3 separate regions of the Homo sapiens genome follow, and all the other regions are linked to region 1. Evidence: chromatin loops called from intact Hi-C (ENCODE). Cell type or tissue: OCI-LY7. All regions are shown on one strand.

Region 1 (5,000 bases):
TCCTGTCATTTGAATTCTGCTTTCCAACTTGGAATAACTTCCCATCACTGGGAAATGCTAAGGGGCAAAGAGAAATTGTGCTATAAACCAAAGGTAAAATTCCCCTTAGTTATTTGTTTCTTTGAATCCATAAGCCCAGCAAAAGTTTTCTGAGCACCTACTGATGCCAGGCAGCAGCTTGGAATGTGGGACTAATAGACACAATTCTTGGCTGCATGAGGTCCACAGTCTAACTAGGGAGACAGGCAGAGATGGATAAATACACTCAGTCCACAATACCCTAATGTCCATTTCAACCAACAATGTCTTCTTGCTGTTCCACATTATTGTTAGATTTAATATCCTGGGCCAGCAAAACTCACTTTGGCCAACATGGCACTCCCTCTTCTAATGATGCTAAACTCACAATAGAACTTTTTTATTCATGGTTTGGTTCAAAAACTTTATTCTTGGAGCTTTATAATAGTACTATTCAAACTCTTTTGATAATGTATTTTTCTTAGTAAATAATCTTTGAACTTACATATATATATATAAGTTCTTTATATGTATGGCTACTATTAACTAACTTCTCAAGGCACAATATGCACTGCAGGCAAGGTCATCATTAGCAACAACATTTATCAATCTGTATATTAAATCGTCTTGATTACTTCTATTTTAGGACATTCAATTAATTATTAGATGTTATGAGTTGGTCATTTTTTTTCTTTGTATTGTTTCTGAAAGGGTCACATTAGGAGTAAATGAACCTCTGCCATTGTATTTTGATAAGTTTATGAGATCGCATTATTGCAAATATCTTCAACCCACAGTTCCATGTGGAACTCCACTTTGTGAAGACAAGCTTAGTTAAAACAAGATGATGCATTTGTGGAGTCACTTAACTGGGCACACAAAAACTGCAAATGTCTCAGCAGCTCCAAAGCAGAGGAAGGATGAAGGGTGGCTGCCAACCCCACTGCTTTGTGGAAGTTCCACACCTTGCTGAGGACACCTCATGCCTCTCATAGGATCCTGACCTGCTGACGTACAGACAGAATATGTGAGAAATACAGGTAAAGTTGGTTGGTTTTCAAATTTTAGATAAACAGAAATAGAAGTTCCAATTTTTTCTTTCTGCTTCCTGCTGGATGATCTTGTGCTCCCTCAGAGCATATGCTACACACTTGGAGCCGACTCTCCAGTCCATCTTGTTAAAATAAGCAGCTCCACACACAGACTGTGCTCAACAGTAGCCCCCTTGCTTGCCCAGGAACACCATAGAGCTCAGGTGTGTTTCTGCTGTTTCTAATGTAGAAGCATTTTTATGAATGATGGGAAATTTGCTAGTCTTTTCTTATTCCCTTTGTCAATTGCAATTCAGTGTCCAGGAATTATTACCTGATATAAAAATTAAAAATGAACTTCATAGTTTAAAAAAGACATTTTTTAAAAACTCAACTTTGTGGTGGGGGGTAGAGGGAGGGAAGTGAAGGAAAAAGGGGTAGTTCCCTTGACACAGTTTTGGGGTCCATTTTCACGAGAAGAAAAAGGAAAGACAAGCTTTGTACATTAATCATTATATAATATCAAAACATTATTTTATATTAAAATACTCTTGCCATTTAACTCTATACACAAGAACTAAAAATCATTATTTTAGTGAAAGAGAGATGTAGTTCTATATATTCTTTTGTCCTCCTCTATCCCTTTTAGAATGCATCTAGAACAAGCATTCTTAATCTTTTTTGTACCATAAACCCATAGCTGTTTCGTTGTAAACTATAGACAACTTCTCAAAATATTCTTTGTGTGCCAAATATTAATAATATATATAGATTTTCAAAGAAAACCAATTATGCTGAAATATTCAAAAGTCATAAGGTTAAAATAGCAAATATATGAAATACTAATGCACGTGTTTTATACTAACTCATTAAGTAACGAGATCTAATGACAGGTCTATCAGAATTTCAAAGTAATGGTGAGTGTAAACAATACTTTTTGATATCTGCAATAATTATAATGTGATTTTTTAAATCTATAATTTCTACTGTTGACAACATTACTAATAATACTACTATGGTTAGTTGTCCATATTCATAATTGAAGAAAATCCTAAATATTAAATAGCAGTTTATAGAAATAAAAATGCAAGATTTTGCCCATCTAACTTCATGTACCCCTGGCCTTCTCAATAGTGGACCAAGGGAACTAACTTGTGGGTGTAATAGTCACATGCTTTCCAGAAGGTGTCAGACTTGCATTTTGGAAAATTGAAATCTACTTCCTTCTCTAATCCCCCCAAACCAACAAGTCTCCTGACTCACTTTCAAGATAGGTAATCCAGCAGCTGGAATCATTCAAAATTAGATGAAATATGCTTATTTCAAAGACAGACTAAGCACTTCAACAAAACAAATTCTACAAGGGCTAAGAAAGTGCTGTTTAAATGAAGAAGTTTTATAGCAAAGAACCGTCTAAAGAAACAGAATTGTTTTCCGGTCTTTTCAGTATGAAGAAAGGATTTATGTTGTCAGCAAGGATAGACATTGTGAAGTTTCTGAAAATACATCACAGAAAACTTATGGCTGAAGATAGATAATTTATATCCTCGTAGGAGTCCATACAGAGGAGGATTATAGAACAGAAGAGATACTGAAAATCCAGGCTATAGGCAGAGGCTTCTGGATACAAAGCAGGGATTAGGCTATGGCTCTTCCTTTCATCTGAGAATTCTTCACACTCTTCCGGAAAACAAAAGAATTTATTGGAAATCCAGTGCACGGAGTGAAAGATGCTTCCTAAAGAAGTCACTGTTCTTTTATGAACTACATGGGCTTCTAACATATCTAAGGCATATATTATGAATTATTTAGTGGATTTTCTTACATGAATGGGTAATCTACAAATGGGTAGATTCTGATTATGCATGTTGAATTTTGGGGAACTACTTCCCTTTCCCCCTGATTTTTGTATTACAATTTCTGACTGATCTTCATTTGAAAATGAGCCCTGTAATGGTCTGCACTGTTGTTCCAATGATCTGCTGACTCTAGAAAGGACTAATGTCAACTAATGTCAAGCTTGGCCAAGTGACTTGATTTGTTAATGAAATCTAAGCAGCAAGTGACGTGTCAGGCCCAAGCAGAAGTTTTAATAGTCACTGAGTATCTCTGCCATCTCTTTTTCTTTTTCCTCTGCCTTAGGAATGATATATCCCAGATCAAACTGCTTCTTAAGCTCGTGTTATGGAAGAAAAAGACATATGCAACATAATGGCAGCTCACTGCAGCTGAAGTAATATAAGTAAGGAAAAAGCCTTTATTGCTTTAGGCTACTGATGTTTGGAGGTTGGTTGTTTCACAACAAAGCATAGCAAAAACTGATTAATATAGACTCTAACTCTTTAATTTTCCATTTTCTCCCTCCCTTTCCTGGTTCAAGTAGTTATTTTATTATTTTTTTGTTTGAGAAGGAGTCTCCCTCTGTTGCCCAGGCTAGAATGCAGTGGCTCGATCTCTGCTCACTGCAACCTCAGCCTCCTGGATTCAAGAGCTTCTCCAGCCTCAGCCTCCTGAGTAGCTGGGATTACAGGCATGAGACACCAAGCCCGGCTAATTTTTGTATTTTTAGTACAGACAGGATTTCACCATGTTGGCCATGCTGGTCTTGAACTCCTGATCTCAAGTGATCTGCTTCCCTCGGCCTCCCAAAGTGCTGGAATTACAGGCATGAGTCACCGTGCCTGGCCTCAAGTAATCTTGATCTATAAACAAAACAAAAAGACAAATTTATTATGAGTGGCTCTATTTAACAACCACTTCTAAAATAAATAAGAAGGCAAAATCTTATCTTTCTCCTTCTTCAATCTTTCTGTTTCTTTGAAGTTTTATTTGCTTGCTTTTTTCCCCCCAGTCACTAAATCCCATCTGTTAGTGTGTGATTGGCTGTGGAAACTTTCTGGGTTCTTGTCAAAGAGAACATAACTATTTTATTTGGGGACAAGTTGCTGGCTCCTAGAAAAACCTTCTAGATCTCTTAAACTGGGCAGTCACAGTCTTGCTCTTTTTTCTATCATCTATATCTATAAGTCTATCTAAAGATAGACTTTTTTTATAAAGAGACAAAATTTCACTGACTGTATGTTCTAAATTTCAAGGCAGTCCCTATTTCAAATATCTCATCTTATTGACTCAATGGTAAGCACAAGCACCCAATTTTTTCTTCTAAGAATGCTTTAAGAAAATGTATGATTTGGCCAGGCACGGTGGCTCATGTCTGTAATCTCAGACCTTTGGGAGGCCAAGGTGGGCGGATCACTCGAGGTCAGGAGTTCGAGACCAGCCTGGCCAACAGGTGAAACTCTGTCTCTACTAAAAATACAAAAAAATTAGCCAGGCGTGGTTGGGGTGTGGGAGGCTGAAGTCACAGCTGCTCAGGAAGCTGAGGCAGGATAATCGCTTGAACCCGGGAGGCGGAGGTTGCAGTGAACCGAGACCACGCCACTGCACTCCAGCCTGGGTGACAGAGCGAGATTCCGTATCAGAAAAAAAAGAAGAAGAAGAAGGAGAAGGAGAAGGAGAAATGATTCTACTTATATAAAGTTAAAAAATATGCCAAATGAAATTATACTGTTAAGTAAGCACAGTGTTTATCTTTTGAGGAAGGACTAGAGTGGTAATTGGGAAAGGGCATGAGGGGGCTTTGAGCAGTGGTAGTGTTTTATTTCTTATCCTGCACGGATGGACAGATGAGTGTTCACTTTATAGTAATTTGTTTATATTTTTCATTTATGATAATTCATATATATATATAATAGTGTATTTTTCTGCATGATATATGACACTTCAGAATAAAAAATTTTAAAATTATAGTAATTATAGCCAATAGTCTACTGAAAACACATGAAATTAAATGCTTGAGAATTAACAAACTCTAACTTAGATGCCGATTTTGTTGTGTAACAGAGAAAAACACAATCTCACCCATCCTGGCTTTCTTGAGCTAGGAATCAA
Region 2 (5,000 bases), 320 kb after region 1:
TGGTGAAAAAATAACTCTATTTCTTTTCCCTAAAGTCAGGAACATGACAGGCAGGTCCACTCTCGCCATTTCCTTTCAACATTATATGGAAGTCCATGGAATGCAATTAGGCCAAAAAATAAAATAAAAAAGAAAGAATAAAACTCTTGGCAGATTATGCATTTAGGTACATGGAAAATCCAAGGGAATCACAAATGGTTCAGTAAACTCTCAGTACCAGGTCTGGTTTTACAGCTATTACTAAATGAACCCAACCTTGTCATAGGATAAAAGGTCAGTTTACAAATATCAATTGTATTTCTATATACCAGAAATAAACAATTGAAAATTGACATAAAATGTCATAGTACATTTTATAATAATCATAAAACAAAATCTTTTAAATAAATTAAATGATCTGTACACTGAAAACTATAAAACCTTGGAAAAAATTGAAGAGGATGTAATTAACTGGAGATGGATTGGAAGAATTAACATTGTGAAGAAATCAATTTACCCAAATTGATGTCTAGATTCAATTAAATCTTGAGAAAACTATAAAATTACTATATAATTATACTATAAATGTCTTTGTTAAAATTAACAAGTTGTTTGCAATGTGGAATAGGAGAACTTCAGAAAAATTAGAATTCCAGATTTCAAGATTTACTTTAAAGCTACTGTGATTAAGGCAGTATAATATTAGAATAAGGCTATCAAGGTCGATCAATGAAACAGAATAGTAGTATTCAGAAATAACCCCACAAAAAATGATCTTTTGTTTTATGACCAAAACCCCAATACAATGTGGAAATAAAAGTTAAAAAATTTTTCCCAATAAATGTTGCTGAAGCAATTATATACCCACATGGAAAAAATGCCCAGCACTGTACATAGAAAATTTGAAATGAATCATAGACTGAAGTATAATAGATAAATCAATAAAGATTCTGGAAAAAAACAAGCGATGTATTTTTGAACTCAGAATATGCAAGGTATTTTTTATTGGACAGTATGAAAAGCACTAATCTAAACATAAAAAAATAAATACCTTAGAATTATGAATAGGAAATTCCATTAATCAAAAGATACCGTTAGGCGAATAAAGGACCAGTCATATACTGGGAGAAGACAGCACCCAATGTATATTGAACAAAGGACTCTGATCGAGAATATATATAAATTCCTACAAAAAATAAGACAAAACAAAAAAAATCCCACATAATTTGAAAAATGACAAAATACTTGCTTAGGCATTTCATAAACAAGGCTACCCAAATTGCCAATAATATATTTCAAAAGTATGCAACATCATTGGTAATCAGGAAAATGCAAATTAAAACAAGGAGATATTAATAACTAACACTAAAAAGACTTACTGACAATTCCAGATTTGGGAAGGCTGTGGGGCAAGTTGAACTCTCATACATTGCTGGTGGTAGTGGAAACTGGTACAATCCTTAGAAGAACTCTTTAGTAATATCTAAGAAAGCTTAACCTACCCTACCTTGTGATCAAGGAATTCCACTCCTAGATTCATACCAAGATAAATGAATGCACATTTCCAACAAAAGGCATGCATAAGAATGTTCATTGTAGCTTTATTTATGATGGTAAGAGCTGGTAACAATCAGATTCTCATTAACAATAGAATGGGATGAAGGGTGGGGTCCAACTTCCCCTCCCTATATGGAGCAGCCGTGCCCCGGCAACTGAGGACAGACCATGAAGTTTCCTGCTCTGGACTGGGGGAAGAAATTCTGCCCTGACCCCCATACTAGTGGTATCCCTCAGAGAGGTCAATCTGTGGTGTACAGCTACACTGTGGCCGGGAACCAAAGAACAAAGCCTTTGTAAACAGGTCATGAGCCCTGTGACGGGGCATGATATGGAAGCAGATCGTGTTCCTGCCAGCTCAGGACAAGGAGCTGATGCACTTTCTGCTCCACCTTCCCGTGAGACTTCAGCATACTCCAACAGGATCTCTTTCTGCCATCCTCATCAGGGAGGGCACGTACACTAGGCATCAGCCTACCTGGTAGCTCTTACTTTTTATCGCCATCTACTGGGCTCCATCTGAACTCCACCACTAAACAAAAAATACATAGCTACAGCAAACAGCATCTGAGATAGCTTGTGGATAGGTTCCACCGCCTAGAACCCATCCACAACCAAGGAACCCGTACAGAATACTTGTCTCCTGAAAGCACCTAGAAACTAAGCCAAATGATCATACACAATATGCACCACAGTCATACACCCCCAAGGGAAAAAATTAAAAAATGAAAAAGCCTCACCCAAATGATAGCAAATTCAAAAAAAGAAGTTACAGCATCTTTGGATGAGAAGGAATCAGCACAGGAACTCCAGTAGTACAAAAAGCAACAGTGTTTTACACTTCCAAAGGATCACACCAGCTACCTAGTAATGGATCCTAACTAGACGGAAATGTCTGAAATGAAAGGTAACTCAAAATATGAATTGCAAGGAAACACAATGAGATCCAAGAGCAAGTTGAAATCTAATACAAAGAAACCAGAAAAATGATCCAGGATATGTAAGTTGACATAGTTATATTAAGGAAGAACCAAACAGAATTTCTGGAATAGAAAAATTCACTACAGAGATTTCAAAATACAGCTGGAAGACATAACAATAGAAAAAACTAAGCAGAAGTGATGGCAGCGGCAGCTCCAGATGGCCTGCCGCTGCCATCACGCAGGCTGCAGTAGAGGGGTGTGGACGGGGTTGCACGACCAAGGAGCAGGCAGGAGCCGCAGCCCCACGGAGCAGGCAGGAGTCGCACGCCCCATGGAGCAGGCAGATCTAAGCCTCCCTGTGCTCTTGAGGTCCAGGAGCAGGCAGGAACCCTGCCCTCCTGGGTGCCACTGCAGCTGCCCAAACCACAGCTGCAGATCCAGGCTAAAAGGAGTTCTGAGCATGGAACAATACCTGCTACAACAAAAGCACGTGTAAGTAAAGCCCATAGACTCTACATAAAACAACTACATAATAGAAACTACAAAGCAACTAGCTAACAACTAGCAACTGGCTAATAATACCACAATAGAAACAAAACCTCACATATCAATATTAACCTTGAGTGTAAATGGCCTAAATGCGCTCCTTAAATGACATAGAATGGCAATATGGATAAAAAACAGATTTAACCCTCTGCTGCCTTCATGACATCCATCTCACGTGTTCAAAATAAAAGGATAGAGAAAGATCTATCACTGAAATGGAAAATGAAAAGAAGCAGGGGTAGCAATTCTTGTATCAGATAAAACGGACTTTAAACCAACAATAGTAAAAGAGAACAAAGAAGGGCATTATGTAATGATAAATGGTTCCATTCAACAAGATGATTTAACTATCCTAAATATATAGGCATTCAATATTGGAGCACCCAGATTTATAAGACAATTACTTCCAGAAGTAAGAAAGGAGATAAACAGCCATATAATAACATAATAACAGCATTAGACAGATCACAGAGACAGAAAACTAACAAAGAAATTCTGGACTTAAATTTGATACTTGACCAAACAGAACTAATAGACATCTGGTGAATACTCCAGCTAACAACCACAGAATATATGTTATTCTCATCTGTGCACAGAACTTTCTCAAAGATTAACCACATGCTCAGTCATAAAGCAAATCCTAACCAATTTAAAAAAATGAAATTGCACCAAGCATCATCATGCACCGCAGTGGAATAAAATTAGAAATCAATACCAAGAGGAGCTCTGAAAACCACACAATTACATGGAAACTAAACAACTTGTTCCTGAAAGACTTTAGGGTACATAATAAAATTAAGAGAGAAATAAAAAATTATTTGAAATGAATGAAAATAGAGGTATAATATACCAAAATCTCTGGAATACAGCAAAAGCAGTGGTAAGAGGAAAGTTTATAGTGCTAAATGCCTACATCAAGATAGAAAAATCTCAAATTAACAATTTAATGTTGCACCTGAAAGAACAAGAACAAGAACAAACAAAAGAACAAGAACAAACATACAAGAACTAAACTCAAAGCTAGCAGAAGAAAAGAAATAACTAAAATCAGTGCAGAAACAAATGAAATTGAGACCCCCAAAGCCATAAAAAGGATCAATGAAATAAAAAGTTAGTTGTTTGAAAGGATAAACAAGATTGATAGACCACTAGCTAGATGCAGGGAAAAAAGAGAGAAGATACAAATAACTACAATCAGAAAGGGCAAAGGTGACATTACAACTGATTCCACAGAAATATAAAAGATCCTCAGAGACTGCTATGAACATCTGTATGGGCACAAACTAGAAAATTTAGAGTAAATGCATAAATTCCTGGAAATACCCAGCCTCCCAAAGTTGAACCAGGAAGAAATGGAAACCATGAATAGACCAATAATGAGTTTTGGAGTTGTATAAGTAATAAAAATTAACCCACTATAAAAAATTCGGCCAGGTGCAGTGGCTCATGTCTGTAATCCCAAAACTTTGGGAGGCTGAGATGGGTGGAATGTTTGAACCCTGGAATTTGAGACCAGCCTGGGCACCAATGTGAAATCTCATCTCTACAAAAAATACAAAAATTAGCCATGTATGGTGGTGTGTGCCAGTAGTCCCAGCTACTTGGGAGGCTGAGGTGGGAAGATTTCTTGAGCCCAGGGAGTCAAGGCTGCAAGAAGCTGTGATCACTCCACTTCACTGCACCCTGGGTGACAGAGTGAGACCGTTTTTTTGTTGTTTTTGTTTTCGTTAAAAAACAAAACATCCTGCTCCATCCTGGAGCAGATGGATTTATAGCTGAATTCTAACAGACATACAAAGAAGAGCTGGTGCCAATGTTACTGAAATTATTCCAAAAAGTAGAGGAGGAGGGATTCCTCCATAACTCATTCTAAGAAACCAGTGTCATCCTGATACAACATCTTTCAAGGACACAACAAAAAAAGGAAACTATAGGCCAATATCGCTGGTGAACAAAGATGCAAAAATCCTAAACAAAATACCTGCAAAGCGAATC
Region 3 (5,000 bases), 130 kb after region 1:
ATGCTGAAAGCACTCCAGGGATTCCTTTCATAATGAGCTCTATGCCTTCCACCTTGTAATACAGCATCTATGTATATATTTTTCCTCCACTGTGAGTTCCTCGAGGTCATCTTCATGGTTGATAGTGTCTTACATATGGTGACCACAAAATAAATATTTACTGTTGAATGGAATTGAATGGAAATTAATTTATCATCTTCATCAGATGTACTCATTTTTATTAATAGAAATAAAAAGATTTTTCTAAATTAGTGATACAGAAATTTTTCCAAAACAGCAAAACTCCAAATGAAAACAAAACAAAAAACCCACTTTCTTACTGACTTTAGTTTGCAATCTGCTTTTAGTGTCAACCTTGTCTCAGAAGCAAATGAGATGTTCATCCGTCACTAACCTCCCAACCTTCCCCCATTCTGGGCCAGGTAATAAAGAGTTTCTAGAACCTCAAGCCTGACACTGACTTTTCAAAATCATTCTTATTAATGATGACTTTTCTTTTTTAGCGATCATAAAATGCTGACACTTTAGAAATAAACAGAGGCCTTAGCAAAGTATGCATCGAAGAATACCTTATGAATTCTAACTTCACAAATTCTGAGTATATGTTTTTACCTTTGGTAGAAAGTTTGAACTTCATGTTTTTTTAGGATTTCACATTTATAACAGTATTATTTTATTTAAGGCAGCCCTATAAAAGTAAAAACAATTTGCATTATTTTACTTACTATTGTCCATCTACATAGTTTATAATGTAATAGCATTTAAAACATGCAATTATGCTTTAGATTCATATTTTAAGCTTAGCATAGAAATCCATTAAAATTTCCACTAATTAAAACATTACTCCTCTTTACTTGAAATTTATAATGTTTTGCTTAGTAAAACTGTTTTATCATAATAAAATATTTGAAATGGTTGGCATTTTCTCCACATTAAAATGATCTCTATTCTCATGTTTTTATTTCTACTAAACAATCAATTGCCTTTTCCAAGTTAAGTTTGCCACTAAGAAAGAAAAATTACAAACTACTCACTTCATTTGAATTGATCCCCCTCTACCCAGGAACTACAGAGTTTTTTCTTTCTTTCTTTCTTTTTTTTTTTTTTGAGACGGAGTCTGGCTCTGTCGCCCAGGCTAGAGTGCAATGGCGTGATCTCAGCTTACTGCAACCTCTGCCTCCCGGGTTTAAGTGACTCTCCTGCCTCAGCCTTCCAAGTAGCTGGGACTACAGGCGCACACCACCCATGCCCAGCTAATTTTTGTATTTTTAGTAGAGATGGGGTTTCACCATTTCGGCCAGGATGGTTTTGATCTCTTGACCTCGTGATCCGCCCACCTCGGCCTCCCAAAGTGCTGGGATTACAGTCGTGAGCCACCATGCCTGGCCTGAACAACAGAGTTTTTCAATGAATAAATCTGTATTCTTATTAATAATTGCAGGCATGACTGAGCAACAGTATATCAAGTAACTTTCAGATGCAGAAGAGACACCTTTTAGTGTCTCTAGTCCTTCTAACCTGACTGACAAGCTCAGACATTAAGAGAAACAGAGATCCTGGCTGGGCGTGTTGGCTCATGCCTGTAATATCAGCACTTTGAGAGGCCAAGGCAGGCAGATCTCTGCAGGCCAGGAGTTCGAAACCAGCGTGGCAAACATGGTGAAACCTGGTCTCTGCTAAAAATACAAAAATTAGCCGGGCATGGTGTTGCACGCCTGTAGTTCCAGCTACTTGGGGCGCTGAGGCAAGAGAATCGCTTGAACCCAGGAGGCAGAGGTTGCAGTGAGCCAAGGTCATGCCACTGCACTCCAGCTTGGATGACAGAGAGAGACTCAATCTCAAAGAAAAAAAAAAAAAGTGAGAGAGACATAGAAATAGAGATCCTAATCCCAGAGGCAAAGGTGTTCTGTTTTATTGTATTTATACATAAAACAAAGGAACGACTTTAAGTTATCTATGCACGTGCTTTAATTCATTTTTTACTGGACACTCACACAAAAAGAAAGATTATCATTCTGTTTTATGTTGTGCAGAATGTTAGTGGTGTTCAGCAGGAGAAAAATATGGCTCTTTTTTTGTTGATGTTCAATAATAAAGATCATAAAAAACATTAAATTGAACTCTGAAGTAGAGAAGGGATTCTACCCCAACATTTATAACACCTTAAAGAATACTTTGAAGAAGCAATTATTCTTTTCTCATTTTCATTAAATGCCAAAGGTTGCTGTTTCTGCAATTTGCAATGAAGAGGAGATCCCTTTGAAATGTATAGAAATTCTATACTCGGAGCCACCACCACAGTCTTACCCCACCAACATGTTTGTAGAAAAATAACTTAGCAGATTTGTCATCTTTACTTCTTTCTTCAGGTATACTCATTAAAAAGTCAGGGAGTGTGGGCAGACTTTGCTAACAGTTTTATAATATTCTATAAGAGCTATATATTAATGCCGGAGGGTTCATTACCAATTCAGATTTTGTAGTCTGTAGAATTTCTGACAGTGCACTATTTAAAGATTCAAAAAAAAGACTGCCTTTTCTGCTAGTCACCTAATTTTCACTTAGATATCTGAAAGTAAACAGAACTATGTAGCAGGACGCATCCGGCAATATCTTTTTTTTTTTTTTTTTTTTTTTGAAATGGAGTCTCGCTCCTGTCACACAGGCTGGAGTGCAGTGGTGCGATTTCAGCTCACTGCAACCTCCACCTCCTGGGTTCAAGAGATTCTCCTTCCTCAGCCTCCCGAGTAGCTGGGATTACAGGCACCTGCCACCACGCCCGGCTCATTATTTTTTGTATTTTTAGTAGAGACGGGGTTTCGCCATGTTGGCCAGGCTGGTCTCGAACTCCTGACCTCAGGTGATCCACCCGCCTTGGCCTCCCAAAGTGCTAGGATTACAGGCGCGAGCCACCGCGCCTGGCTGGCAATCCCATTTTTCGCAGAGCCAGTGCTCCAGAGGGCACTACCTACTACTCTGTTAGTGCCAATTGCGACATCTGCTGGTGAGTTCGGAATGGGATTGTTAAGCCCCAAATAGTGTAGAATCTGACACTCTTCTGTATTTAAAAAAATTTAAATATTTTTTCTTACAGTGAGGAAAAACAATGTTTTTATGACATCAGCTCTTGTGCAAAGTAGTGTTGATATAAAGAGTGCTGAACAAGGTATGTAGCTTCTATTTCAAGAACCTCAGAAATTGTATATTTTACCACCTATATTTTCATCTCCCTATATGTGTGCGTGTGTTGGGGGCATGGAGGTAGGTCAGAGTGACAAAACATGAAGAAATAATGCAAGTAAGCCAGGTTTCATGATCAAAATGAATAGTTATTGGGCAAAAGCTAGGCAGGGTGTGAATGTTGGGGAACTCAATGGTTATTTTGACTTGGATTAATTAACGCTAGTCCCTCATTTAAACATGACTTTAGAAAATAAGAATTATATTAATTAAAAATAGGGAGTAAAGGAATATTTCAGTAAACATATATTTATCCTTTAATTCTATTCTTTTAAGGTCCTGTGAAACATTCTAAACATGTTATTAGACCTGCTATTTTGCAGCTACCTCAAGCTCGAAGTTGTGCAAAAGTAAGAAAAACATTTGGACACAAGGCACTGGAATCTTGCAAGACTAAAGAAAAAACAAATAATAAGGTGAGAAAGCCCAGGATAACGGAACTGACCTCAATCCCTCATCTTTCTTTTTGCAGGTTGTTTGGGGCCCCCATATCCAGAAATAGGAGTTGTCTGAGCTTTGTTTTGTTGTTGGGCTAGATAGCATAAAGCCCTTGGTAAACTTTTCAAAGTTGTACTCTGACATTGGAGAGTTGTAGTCTCACAAATCTGTGGTCTCTCTAAAGTTGTAAAGTTGAGTACTGGGTAGTGGAAATCTGGGGGTCTTGTGCCAGAGCAATGACCCTGTGTGAGAATGGGGACAGCAATGAGGGAGCCAGGGGCCAGAGTCAGTAGTCAAAAAAGAGGCAGGGATTTTCTCTACATCGCCAACTGGTCAACATCACAGTGTATCGTTGCCAGTTTAGGTCATACCAGAGGTTCATTTCAGAGCCAAATTCCAGTATAACAGGAGCAGAGAACTCCCTATACAGTGTAGTTGGGAGGGTTTGGGAAGCCTCTAGAGACAGATAAGAATTCTAACTTCCAACTATGTAGTGTCTGAATCACTCTTTGTAGGCCTTTCTAAACAGACAGTAACTTACACAAGCCGTGCAGATATGGGTTTGGGGATATATTCAATTGCTGTAGTGCTACCTGTCTTCCAGCAGAAGCAGACACAGGAGGAATAGGACTCAAGATAGGTAGGTTGGAATTTGAGAGTTATTCCATCTTAGCCATTTGTTTCCAGCTGAACTACTGAGGATTGGTCACATAGTTTCGCTTTGTTTTCCCTTAGTGAACATAAGGACAGAAACACGGAAGTGTAAAAAAATACCAGATTGGTACTAATCTTGCCTCTGCTGCTATCTTTGTTTATCTAAACAAAGCACCCATTCAACATCTTTTTATATCAGCAAAGTAAGGGACTTGAACTTGATCAGCACTTTCCAATATTTTTATATTCCTAAACTCTTTACTTTGTAAGATATTATTTGGAGAGATCCATTATGAATTTAAAAAATCATTTCATCATTTATGCATGCTATATAAGTAATTTTTAAGTAAAACATGTCTTCAATTTTAGATAAGTATATTATTGTTTTCACTTAAATATAATGTAATAATTATCACCATGTTACATAATTCCTTACTTTTATTTAAGAAGTGAAGTGGCCAGGCGTGGTGGCTCACTCTTTTAATCCTAGCACTTCGGGAGGCCGAGATGAGTGGATCTCTTGAGCTAAAACGTTCCAGACAAGCCTAGGCAATATAGTAAAACACTGTCTTTACAAAAAATACAAAAATTAGCTGGGCATGGTGGCATGTGCCTGTAGTCCTAGCTTGAACCCGGGAAGTGGAGGTTGCAGTGAACCGAGATGGTAC

What was found. Peaks named below come from ENCODE experiments on the same cell type or tissue, not always from the same donor. Only the 100,000 strongest peaks of a DNase experiment are listed, where the experiment ranks them.
Region 2: it touches region 1 in a loop (3-fold over the local background); 11 of 110 quality-filtered maps call a loop at or near these places.
Region 3: it touches region 1 in a loop (8-fold over the local background); 66 of 110 quality-filtered maps call a loop at or near these places.

What each region holds. Positions count from the first base shown.
Region 1 is chr5:36,395,596-36,400,595 of GRCh38, reverse strand. No RefSeq gene overlaps it. Among named protein-coding and RNA genes, the nearest start is that of RANBP3L, 96 kb to the right of the region's middle. In OCI-LY7, CTCF peaks have their summits at 2,038 and 2,242 (motif pointing right); DNase peaks (open chromatin) are centred at 2,245 and 4,375; H3K4me3 peaks cover 434 bases; H3K27ac peaks cover 2,036 bases.
Region 2 is chr5:36,076,396-36,081,395 of GRCh38, reverse strand. No RefSeq gene overlaps it. Among named protein-coding and RNA genes, the nearest start is that of UGT3A2, 12 kb to the right of the region's middle. RefSeq lists an enhancer at 1,932-1,981. In OCI-LY7, CTCF peaks have their summits at 1,852 and 2,053 (motif pointing left); a DNase peak (open chromatin) is centred at 2,025.
Region 3 is chr5:36,263,615-36,268,614 of GRCh38, reverse strand. It overlaps RANBP3L (RAN binding protein 3 like), which reads left to right. Exons shown (of 14, transcript NM_145000.5): 5 at 3,095-3,166; 6 at 3,517-3,656. All of the region lies in intron 1 of LOC124900962 (a long non-coding RNA gene), which reads right to left. Among named protein-coding and RNA genes, the nearest start is that of NADK2, 24 kb to the right of the region's middle. In OCI-LY7, CTCF peaks have their summits at 2,811 and 3,020 (motif pointing left); a DNase peak (open chromatin) is centred at 2,984.